2 separate regions of the Homo sapiens genome follow, and region 1 is linked to region 2. The links are chromatin loops, found by intact Hi-C in ENCODE. Cell type or tissue: CD14-positive monocyte. All regions are shown on one strand. Each heading gives the region's core, and the rest is flanking DNA. Links, peaks and the distances in the headings are about the cores only.

Evidence for each region. A loop is a pair of places that touch in the nucleus more often than their neighbours do. Peaks named below come from ENCODE experiments on the same cell type or tissue, not always from the same donor. Only the 100,000 strongest peaks of a DNase experiment are listed, where the experiment ranks them.
Region 1: a loop joins it to region 2, with 1.8 times the contacts of the local background. A loop is called at or near these places in 1 of 110 quality-filtered maps.

The regions. Positions count from the first base shown.
Region 1 is chr10:124,304,993-124,310,373 of GRCh38, reverse strand. It overlaps LOC107984184 (a long non-coding RNA gene), which reads left to right and starts at 3,003. Exons shown (of 4, transcript XR_001747310.1): 1 at 3,003-3,154; 2 at 3,843-3,954; 3 at 4,586-4,766. RefSeq lists an enhancer at 1,845-2,832. In CD14-positive monocyte, for the core only: no CTCF peak of the experiment used is centred there; DNase peaks (open chromatin) are centred at 3,313 and 5,053; H3K27ac peaks cover 3,250 bases.
Region 2 is chr10:124,142,085-124,147,465 of GRCh38, reverse strand. The region is part of intron 1 of LOC105378536 (a long non-coding RNA gene); the gene reads left to right. Among named protein-coding and RNA genes, the nearest start is that of CHST15, 51 kb to the right of the region's middle. In CD14-positive monocyte, for the core only: no CTCF peak of the experiment used is centred there; DNase peaks (open chromatin) are centred at 2,165, 3,515 and 4,315; H3K4me3 peaks cover 2,450 bases; H3K27ac peaks cover 4,819 bases.

The DNA of each region.
Region 1 (5,381 bases), core at 326-5,325, 160 kb before region 2:
TGTTATCTAGAAGTTTTTCTTTGGATGCCTGGGATAAGTCTACTTTGTTTTTAGAATTCCCATATCTTTTTTCTTGCTTAGATACCTTCTTCATTTTGCTGGAGAATATCCCGAGAGAGCATTTTTCAAAAAGAATATTCAGGATGTAGATTTTTAAGTATTTTTGTGCCTGAAAATGTTATTTTGCCCTTGCACTTATTTAATAGTTTCTATTCAAACATACAATTGTAAGTTTAATTTCTTTAATGAGAACTTGGGATCATTGCTCTAGTCTTCTGGTTTTCAACGTTGCTGATGAGAAGTCACACACCAACATGATTGTCATTCCTTTGCTAATAATCTGTTTTTCCCATCTGGAAGCCTTTAAAATATTCTCCTTGTCCTTGGAGTTCCAGTTTTCATGACAGTTTATCTGGAGGCGGGTCTTTCTTCATCTATTCTGCTTGGTATCTAGAAGGTCCTGTCAACCAGAAGATTTGTAGATTCCTGCAGCACTTGAGAGATGCTATACTCTCATTTGTATAATTTCTACATTTTCTCCATTTAATTTTTTTTTATAATTCCTAGTAAATTAATATAGAACTTCATAGATTGAGCTTATATATCTCAGGTGATTTCTCTTGTATTTTTCTCTTTGTTTTATTGATATATATTCTGAGAGATTTCTTCAACTGTATGTCTTTTTTCATGAACTTTTTCTTTTAGCAGTTTTATTTCTGAGAATTCTTTCTGGCTTTCTCATTGCTCCATTTTAAGCAGAGCCTGTTTTCTTTTTAGGGACACAATACCTTCTTGACTTTCTCCAAAGGCACTAACCTTTTAAAAGTTCCTTTCTGTTCTTTGCATTCTGTTTGTTTGTTCTTACCTTCCACATGGTTGGTGTCCTTCATTACCTGGTTTGGTTGCCATATTTATGAAGAGAGAAGCGGTGGGTGATGAACATTTGGAGTTGGTGGGAGTTTCGTCGCCTTTAGGGCAGATGCAGTTTGGTACCGGGGGGGCCTTAACAACCTGAACATTTGTTGATTCCTTCAGCACCCGGGAATGCTATTCTATCGTTTATGTACTTACACATTTTCTCCACTTTCCCCCTAGAATTCCTACTAAATTCTAGTGTTTCCCCCAGAGCCTTCTGCTCAGAGTGGGAGTCCTGAGAGCTCTCTGATGTGGGCAGTGCCTGTTGCCTGGTTGGTTTTACACTGGTGTGAACAGGCAAGGAAAAGGCAGGCCAGTGAGGCCCCACCTGCCAGGCACTCTCACACACACACACAAATGCATGCACGCATGCACACACACACACACACACACACACACCCCACACACCACCCTCTGCTGCAGGGAGGCCCATCATCATCAGATGGGGGTCTGGGGCTCAGAGCTGGGGGCATAAAGCCCGTGCTGGAATTAGGACCCTGGTGATTCTGCAGCCAGACCGTGGCATTGTGAGGAAAAGGGCAGGGAGGCTTACGGAAGCCTGGGTGGGAGAATGGAGAAGACTTGCGGGCTGAAGGGAGAGGAAGGGGGGAGGTTGGTGAAGGGCCATCACACATATAGAGCACGCGTGTGCATGTGTGTGTGCATGTGCATGTGTGTTTGTGTTTGTGTGTGTGTGCATGTGTGTATATGGAGGGGGTAGGGGAGAGCTGGGCAGGGTGGAGGGAAAAATGCCTCTTCAACTCTGGGCCAGGCTCCAAGGAGCCCTGGAGGCAGATAGGCTGGAATTCCTCACCCAAGTGCCACCCTCTTTCTCCCCTGACAATGGCCCAGGAGACGCCCTCTGTGTTTAGGGCAACTGGTGCCACCCACACTGTGCTCCAGTGAAGGTCGTGATGCCCTGTCACATGTGTGAGCTCGTTTCTTCTTAGCTCTTGTGCCCTGAGTCGGAGCGTGGACCTAGGCATTACCCAGACTTCGGTGTGGCCCTTGGCCCTGCTGGTGACCTCGGGCAAACTGCTTAACCTCTCAAAGCCTCCATTTTGTCATGTGCCACTGGGACAATCACAGTTTTTGTCACTTAACTTTGCTAAGCCTCAGGTGCAGCGATGTTAAGTGGGGCTGTGATGCCCGCGTGTCACGGTGGATGTGAGCATGAGAACAGTCATGGACGGGAAGCGTTTGTGGTGCCCTTGTGGTGTTCTTGCTTCAACTCTAGAGTTGAGGAAGCTCACCCAGGGCTTGGGGCTCCCTCAGCATCACCGATGGACCCGGGTTCCATGACTGTGGGTGGAGAGCGAGGTCTCTGGATCTTGGGAGCTTCCCCTTCTGTTTTGCCTGTTGAGCTGGACAGAGCCTCAGAACAGCCCAGACTTCCATGTTGCAGAATCGCTTTCCAAACGGGGAATGTGTGGTGATTCCTGACACCTTCCCCAGACACAGGCAAGGCTTTACGAGGGGGTCACACCTCTGCTGAGCCCTGGCAGAAGGGAACTGGCTTTGACTTGCCCAGCATAACAGAGCTTGACTGCAAACAGCGATCGTCCGTTTTACAGCCCAACGGCTGCTTGGAGAAACATGTTGTGATGCAGAGCTTGCTGGGTTCCTGCGCACGGTTCAGAATTTGCAAGTAAAACGGATTTTGTGTCATTCACGCTCATCTGGAATTCGAATCAGCTCACCGCTGCCCAGCTCCCTGCTGGTGCTGGCTGCGGCTGGCGCTCGCTATGCCTGGTGTGGTATGCTTGCTCTGCATACCATGCCACACTCGGGGGAGTGTGGCAGCTGCATGTTGGTCCAGTTACGGTTATGGTTACGGTCACAGTTACTGTTTGCAAAGGGTTTCCACTTGCTGGCTTGTGTATAGGCCTCCCACAACCCTGTGAGATGGACAAACTGGAAACTGTGCCCATTTTCCAGGAGAGCCAGGGCCAGCCTCATGGGCCTGAGGCCTGTGCAGTTGCAAAGGGCCCTGTGATCAGGCCCTGAGCTTCTTGGGTTAATGCTCTTCTGCCATCATCTTGAAATTTTAATAATTTTATCTTTGAACTGGTGTTTTGCAGGTGAAGTCTAATGGGACCATGGAGTGGGCACATGAGCTGGAGATTCATGCAATAGACATGCCTGCTGTTCCTTGCTGCCTTGTCAGCATGTGGTGTTCTTGATGCCCCATGAGCATAGCATTCCAGGGAAACCATGATGCATGGAAGTGTGACTCAAAGTGAGTACAAGGGATACGTGTTGCATGCACAGCTGAGTGAGCAAGGGCATAGACAGCATTGACAGGCCACGCTTTCCATTCAAACCAGAACTTGCTTAGAATGCGGAAAAAAGGCAGTGATGTTGGAAGAAACACAAACGACCAAGGAAACCTGTCATGCCTTTTCTTACTCATGTCACTTCCCTGTGTTAGTCAAGCACTTACACTGAAAGTGATGACACAGAAGGAAAGGGGAAGACTGGGCAGCCATAGTTCCTTTTTGCTTCACTTCTTCCTTACCCATCAGTAAGGCAAAGGCAGAGAGTGTTGGTAGAATGTGATTCTATCCAGGAGTGAAATAAAAACAGAAAACAGTTGAGTTTTTGTGTGTGCAGCATTTCTACTGTTCTAGCAAGGACAAAAATATACTTGTGTGTACAAAATATCAAATACAAATTATAATTTTGTTGATTTCACATATGAGTTAAATTGTTCTTATATTTGTATCTAAAACTGGTATTGTGCAATATAATGATGAATGGTAAAATTCGTGTTAGTAATTAAAAATTTTAATTTTTCTGTACTTAGAATGGCATCAAATAGCAAATAAAAAATATCATGATAAGATGAGAGAGAGAGACTGGAAGAAAGAAGAAAGCTCTGTATTTTAGTAACTTCAATGATACCTTTTTCCTGCTTTTTGAAAAAGAGGTCCCACATTTTCATTTTGAACAAGGAGCCCCACAGTTGTGAGAACAGCCTGACAGAGGGCATGGAGACTGAGGATAGGAGGCCCACTCAGATCCCAGAGTTATTCAGAGGTGAGTTGGGGTAGAATGCTGGACTCTGGACTTTGATGGAGTCTAGGAGCAGGATCAATGATGGTGGTGATGATGGTGGTGGCAATGATGATGATGATGATGATGGTGTTGAAGATGATGATGATGGTAGTGGTAATGGTGGTGGTGGTGGTGGTGATGATAATGGTGCTGGTGATGATGGTGATGATGATTATGATGGTGATGATGGTGGTGGTGGTGATAATCATGATGATAATGAAGATGGTGGTAGTGATGATGGTGGTGGCAATGATGATGATGATGATGGTGTTGAAGAAGATGATGATGGTAGTGGTAATGGTGGTGGTGGTGATGATTATGATGTTGATTGTAGTGGTGGTGATAATGGTGATGATAATGAAGATGGTGGTGGTGATGATGGTGGTGGCAACGATGATGAATGATGGTGTTGAAGATGATGATGATAGTGATAATGATAATGGTGGTGGTGATAATGGTGATGATAATGAAGATGGTGGTGATGATGATGGTGATGACGGTGATGGTTATAAAGTAACATTACAGAGCTAAGCATGATATATGACACATGCAGTAGCTCATTCATATTCTTGGCAATCTTGAGAGGTAGATATAATTACCTTCTACTTTTCAGAGGAAGAAACCAATGCTTTGAAAGGTTGAGCAACCTGTCCACATCACTTGACCGGCAAGCAGCACAGCCAATGACCGTGGACCCATAGACCTCAGCCACCAACTTCTGTGCTGTCCTGCCTGCTAGGTGTAACATACCTAATTCTTTTGCCCCTGTCTCCTTGGATGTCAGGCTCCTCCTGGTAAGAAACAGGGCCCTTTGTTTTATTTATTTTTCTTTTAAAATCATGGATCATGAGATTCCTCTTCTGGGCATCCTTTAACTGATAACACTTCCTGTCTTGCCCTCCAACATTCTCCACACAGCAAGAAGACAGAGTTATCTACTAAAAAATGTAAATCTGATCATGTTGCTCCCTGCTTAAAAGCCTTTGATGGTTCCCAGCACACTCAAAATGAAACGCAAACTCCCTGAACACAACCTTCCTTAACTACCCATGTGATCTGCCTCAAGGCTTCTCTCCACCCTCATCTCTGTCCCTGCTCCTTGAGTCACTGTGCTCTAGCTGCACTGGCCTATTTTTGTTCCTCCAATCTGCTAAGCTCTTTCCCACCCAGGACCAGCTGATATTCCTCCTTCTGCCTGGGATACTGTTCACTTCCATCGCTCTTTGCTTGGCCAACTGCGGCTCATTGTTTACTTTACATCATAACTGTAAATACAAGATTCCACATTTGTTTTGATCACCTGGCACATAAATGATGCTTGGTAAATAACAAATTACTTCATTTTCTGTTATTTAGCCAGCACTAGCCAAAAAAAGGAAAAAAAAAAAATAATGAGGATAATATATGAT
Region 2 (5,381 bases), core at 213-5,212:
CAGTGTTGAAGTCACCTTGAGTGGGAGGCCCATCTATCCTTCCTTCCATGGGTCCTTCCTGCACTGGCCTTGGCCTATGAGTGGGCATAGCCTCCCAGGTAAAGCTTCACCTCTCTGGAGGTGGGGAAGGCTGTGAGCTGTTAGCAGGCCAGCCTCACAGCTTCCAGGTGCTGCCTGCAAAAGCAGGTAGAGAGAGGAGACCTGGGAGAGGCACCAGCAGCCCCTACTACAAGGTAGCACAGCATGCAAGTGCTTAGAACTCTCAAAGAGCAGGGAGCCCCACTGGCTGGAGGAAAAGGGTGGTCTTTGCTTACCCGAACTTCCCTGGACTTTTAAAACTTCTCTCCCCCAGCTTTCTGGGATGCTATTGCTGCTGAAAATCATGGAGCCCCCAAGAGTCAGAGGGCTGCTAGGGAAGAAAGTAGAGGGGGAAACCAGCCACTAGCAATGTCAGCCACTTGGTGAACACCTGCATAGACCAGGCCCTTAGCCAGGGGCTATTTCAGAGGAGGTGCCTGGGTTCTGAGTGGTCCACGATCACACAGCTGATAGGTGTCAGAGAATCAAGACTTTTGGCCTCTCTTCACACTATTCTCCACATGGGCCATAAAACCTATTCAGAATGGCGGGGTGGGGTTGACAATGAAGTAAACAAGGGTAAAATATGCAAGTACATGATGGAGTTATTTAATTAGCCTCATATTTGGAAACATGTGGCTTCAAATTGGATGCTAGTGAAACATTCTGGCCCACATCCCCTGCTCTTCTTCCCAGCCCTGAACCTCATGTTCACCATTTCATGGGAGTTAGCCACTGACACTTCCCCAGCTGTTCACAGCCATTGGAAGGTGGAGGCACTTTCTGGACAGACTTGAGAGGCAGCCTCTCTTTGTGGGAGGACACTGGACTTGGAGTCAAAGATTCCACTGCCATGGAATGACTAACAGTGGCGTTGTATCGCTTCATATGGGTTTACTGTAATTTTCCTGAGTAGTAATTTATTAGTGGACATTTAGGGTATTTTTTCCAGATTTCCCAATATTATAGGTAACAACACAATAAATATCTTTGTATATTCATCTCCACCTACATCTTGACCAATTCCCTCAGGATAAAGTCTAAAAATAGTTACAGGGTCAAATTTACCCACATCTTAAAGGCCTTTCAGAAAGACTGTGCCAATTTCAACCCCAGCATTAATCTAGGGAGATCTCATTTCTTCGCTTCCTCACTGGGCTAGGTCTTATCTTTGTTGATCTATTAGGAGAAAAATGACATCCTACTGTTTTAATTTGCCTTTTTTTTTTTTTTAATGGTGTTAACAAAATTTCAACAAATTTTGTTTAAAGATCAAATTGGCTTTTATTTGTGGTTCATGAACGGGGAAGCATCCCATTCTTGTAATAGGAAGGAGCTCCTATGGGTGGAACAGAGGAGGCAGACTTTACAGGCAGAAAAGGGCTAAAGAAACAGAAACAAAGAACAGTTTGATCACTTTGTGGTGACTTTCCTTATAGGGTTAAAGCAGACAGGACTTCCCTGATGCTGGCTAAAACTGGACTGTTTGGGAATTTGGCTATTGTCTCTCTCCCAATTTCTCAGCGTGTCAGATAACTTCAGTTGGGTGACATGTAACTTCATCTTGGTGAGGCCTTGGGCCTTGTGTGGGAGCTCTGTCCGAATCCATGGGCTCCCACATGCTCTATGTAGCAATTGTGAGGCTGATATTTTTTCCCTGTGCGGATGACCATTCGCATCTCTTCACTGGAGGTCGCCCACTCATACGCTTGGCCTGCTTTCCTGCTTGTCATCTTCTAAGCACACTTTTCTATTAAGACTCTCAACCCTTGGCGGTGAGTGGTCTACTGACTTTTTCCAGTTCATAGTTTGCCTTGTCTTCATTTTGCTGGAATCTAGTTTTGAAACCTCAACCATCCAGGTAGAGATGGTTCCCCAGGAAGTGGCTATTGGCAGAAACGCTGGTTTAAGGAAATTTCTCCTGCCCCACCCCACTCCCACGTTTAAAACTAAAAGCTCAGCTAGAACTGGAGAGTTCAGTGGGGAAGAAGTTCAAGGGGTCAAAGCATATCCTGTTCCTCATTTCACAAATCATGCTGCTAATTGCCCAATTTAGAGAGATTTGGTGGCAACACTTGGCAGCAGGATGTGAATTGCCTCACACACAGGGACAGCTGAGGATGTTTTCATTTTGTTGGGTAGTGTGCACAGGAAGTCCCACGGGGGCTTCTGGGGCCCAGAACACTGGTCCTGGAGTCAGCAGACCTGGGTGTGAGTTCCGGCTGCACTGCTGATGGAGCTCTGTGTGACCGAGTTGTCATTTAACCCCTCTGAGCTTTCTGCGTCTGTAACATAGGCCCTGTAGCATTGTCGAGACCACCCAAAGGCGGGGAGATGTGGCATGGTCCTGCCTGCATGTGGTGATCCCAGGCCTTTGAAAGGACTCCCTGGCACCACCCTTCCCCTGATTTCTGAAGGGCGGGGTGATGTATCTTTATTTCTGCCCTCACTCCATGTGCCGGGATTCCATTTCCTCTCTCCATCTGTAAAACAGAGTTGTTTCTCACAGTGCTGAGGGGAATGTGGCCACCACGTCTCTGGACTGTTTGGTTTCTCTCTGAATAGACCTCTGGGTCTTGTACTTCTCAGGACTCCCCGCTGGCTGCCTCCAGGTCCCCACTTTGCAATCACTCTTCCTGCAGGAAATAGAAACGCAACAGGGGCCTTTGTCACTAAATACACACAAATCTTGATACGGTAATGGCTCACAGCTGCCGAGCACTTCCCGGGTGCCAGGCCCTCACTCAGGGCTGCTGAGGGGTCTCCTCACACGGGCCGTCCATAGAGTGGCCCCATCAGTCTTCCCTCTGAGGGACATTGGGAGAGGACTCAGAGACCAACAGGCAACCAGATGTGCACACACAACACACAGCCAGTCACATTCATACAGACTCATATTCTCATACATCCACATCCACACACACAGACTCTTGCATAAAGACACACAAACATACACACCACATAGACATACAGACACACTCTTACACATTCTCTCACACATACTCACACAGACACATAGACACACACACGTGCTCAAACACATTCATACAAACACAGACACATCCACACAGACATACCCACTCTCATATATTTATAAAAACTCACACACATACATACACACACTTAATACACAGACTCACACATTCTCACATTCACACATGCAGTCTTACATAGTCACCAAGACACACACACAAACTCCCATATATGGGCACATTCAAAGACACACAGACATAGATACACACAGGCACACACACACACAATGGTACCAGAGCCTGTCTGTTCTGTGCACATGATCTGGTTTCTGGCCACCACATATGAAGAAGGACACATAGACAGAGGTTCACTCTGAGGAGGGTGGTCAGGGTGGCCCCCCGTGCCTCTGAGGATCCATGAAGATGCTGGGATGTCCCGTGAGGAGAAGAGATGACTCAGAGGGCCACCAAACGCTCTTGCAATGCTCCGTGAACTTTCCTGTGGAAAATCGAATGTTCTCTGAGGCCCAGAGACGTGACAAATGAGGACTGGAGGTTGGGGGAAACAGCAATAACTATTTGTTAGTGAAATGTGTGTGATGCAACTGCTATGATTTGAATATTTGTCCCCTCCAAACTCATGTTGAATCTTAATCTTCAATGTGGCAATATTGAGAGATGGGCCCTTTAAGAGGCGAATGGGTCATGAGGGCTCTGCCTTCATGAATGGATTCATCTATCCATGGATTATGGGTGAATGGATTAATGGGTTACTGTGGGAGTGGAACTGGTGGCTTTTTAAGAAGAGGAGGACAGACCTGAGCTGGCGTGCTCAGCCCATGTGAGGCCCTGGGCTGCCTCAGGACCCTGCAGAGAGTCCCCACTAGCCAGAAGAACTTCACCAGATGCAGCCCCTCAATCTTGGACTTCTCAGCTTCCAAAACTGTAAGAAATAAATTCCTTTTCTTTATAAATCCCCCAGTTTCAGGTATTCTGTTGTAAGCAACATCTCTGAACCAGGAGTTAGGATAAAGCCGTGAAGAGGGCATGGTGCCATCTTCCTCAGTTCCTCAAGTTCACGCTCTCCTAGAGAGGGACCTCTAAAAGGATGACTCAGTTATGGTCTCTGTGACACTGACAGGGGATGTGTGGGGACAGAGCTGAGGGCGGTGGCCTGAGCCCCACTGTGGGAGTGGGCTCCCTGTTACTGGCTGTATCCAAGCAGGATGGGCAGCTGGTAGACAGGGATGCTGGGGCAGGGCCTCGAGACCTGGGTGGAGGCTTGGATGAGACACACATCCCTGACTCACAAGTTGCTGCTGTTTTAGGTTTCTCACTGGGTGAGTCTATGGAAAGGAGATCAGAAAGAGGAAGTAACGACTCCTTCATCTCCCTATCCCTCGACCCCGGCCTCTGGTGGCCTTACCTGAGCATATCTCTAGTGTCAGTGGCTGGGAATAAAGACTGGCCGAGCAAGAAGTTCAGGTGATCAGTGCCTTGGTAAAACACAATAACAACAACAAAAACCTGCCAACTTCATGTTTCAGCAGATAATCAGTTGAGTTGGGGGATGGCCAAGGGGCAGAGGTTGAAGGAGGAAGACCCCCAGCTCTGCAACTGATTTGCTGTGCCTTTAGGCAAGGCACCTGCCCTCTTGGGCCTCTGCTATGATTTGAGGAGTTGCACTAGTTGGTTTTATGGCCACCCCAGCTCTGAAGGGCTGCACGTAACCCTGTACTGACTGAGCCCACAAAGGGTGGGTGGGCGGCACACCCTGCAATGGCTGCCAGGCCAAGATCAAAGGGCCAGGCAGGAATGTTTCTGGAACGATGCTATTTATGCCTTTCTGGGTTTCTGAACAAAACCCCAGAAGCAGAAACCACTTACTTCTTAGCCCCCAGAGGTTTCTTTCCGAGGGTAAGCACACTTTCCAATGTGCTAACCAAAGACAGCTGCATCAGAACCGAGACTTTTCTTTAAACTGTCATCTGTAAACCTCCACACTGGACACAGCATTTGCCTACTGTAAAGCTTGGACGATAGCTTTAAATAGATAATCCTCAGGCTTTTGCATTTCAGCTGAGGCAAAATCCACAGCCAAAAGTAAATGGGAAAATTAAAAGCTTTCAGGAGCTTACATTTTTAAAATTGCAAAGTGCACCCAGTGAGTTATATGAAATGACTCAGTGTTACTAACTGGTCCCCAACCTCCCAACCCTTGCATGAAATTGATGCTGGTCATGCGCCCACCAAGTAGGCATGAACTTTACATGATTTCTCTAAAGGTCATAAGACAGTTTGGTGTCCACTCCTTCAACCAGTCCTCACCCC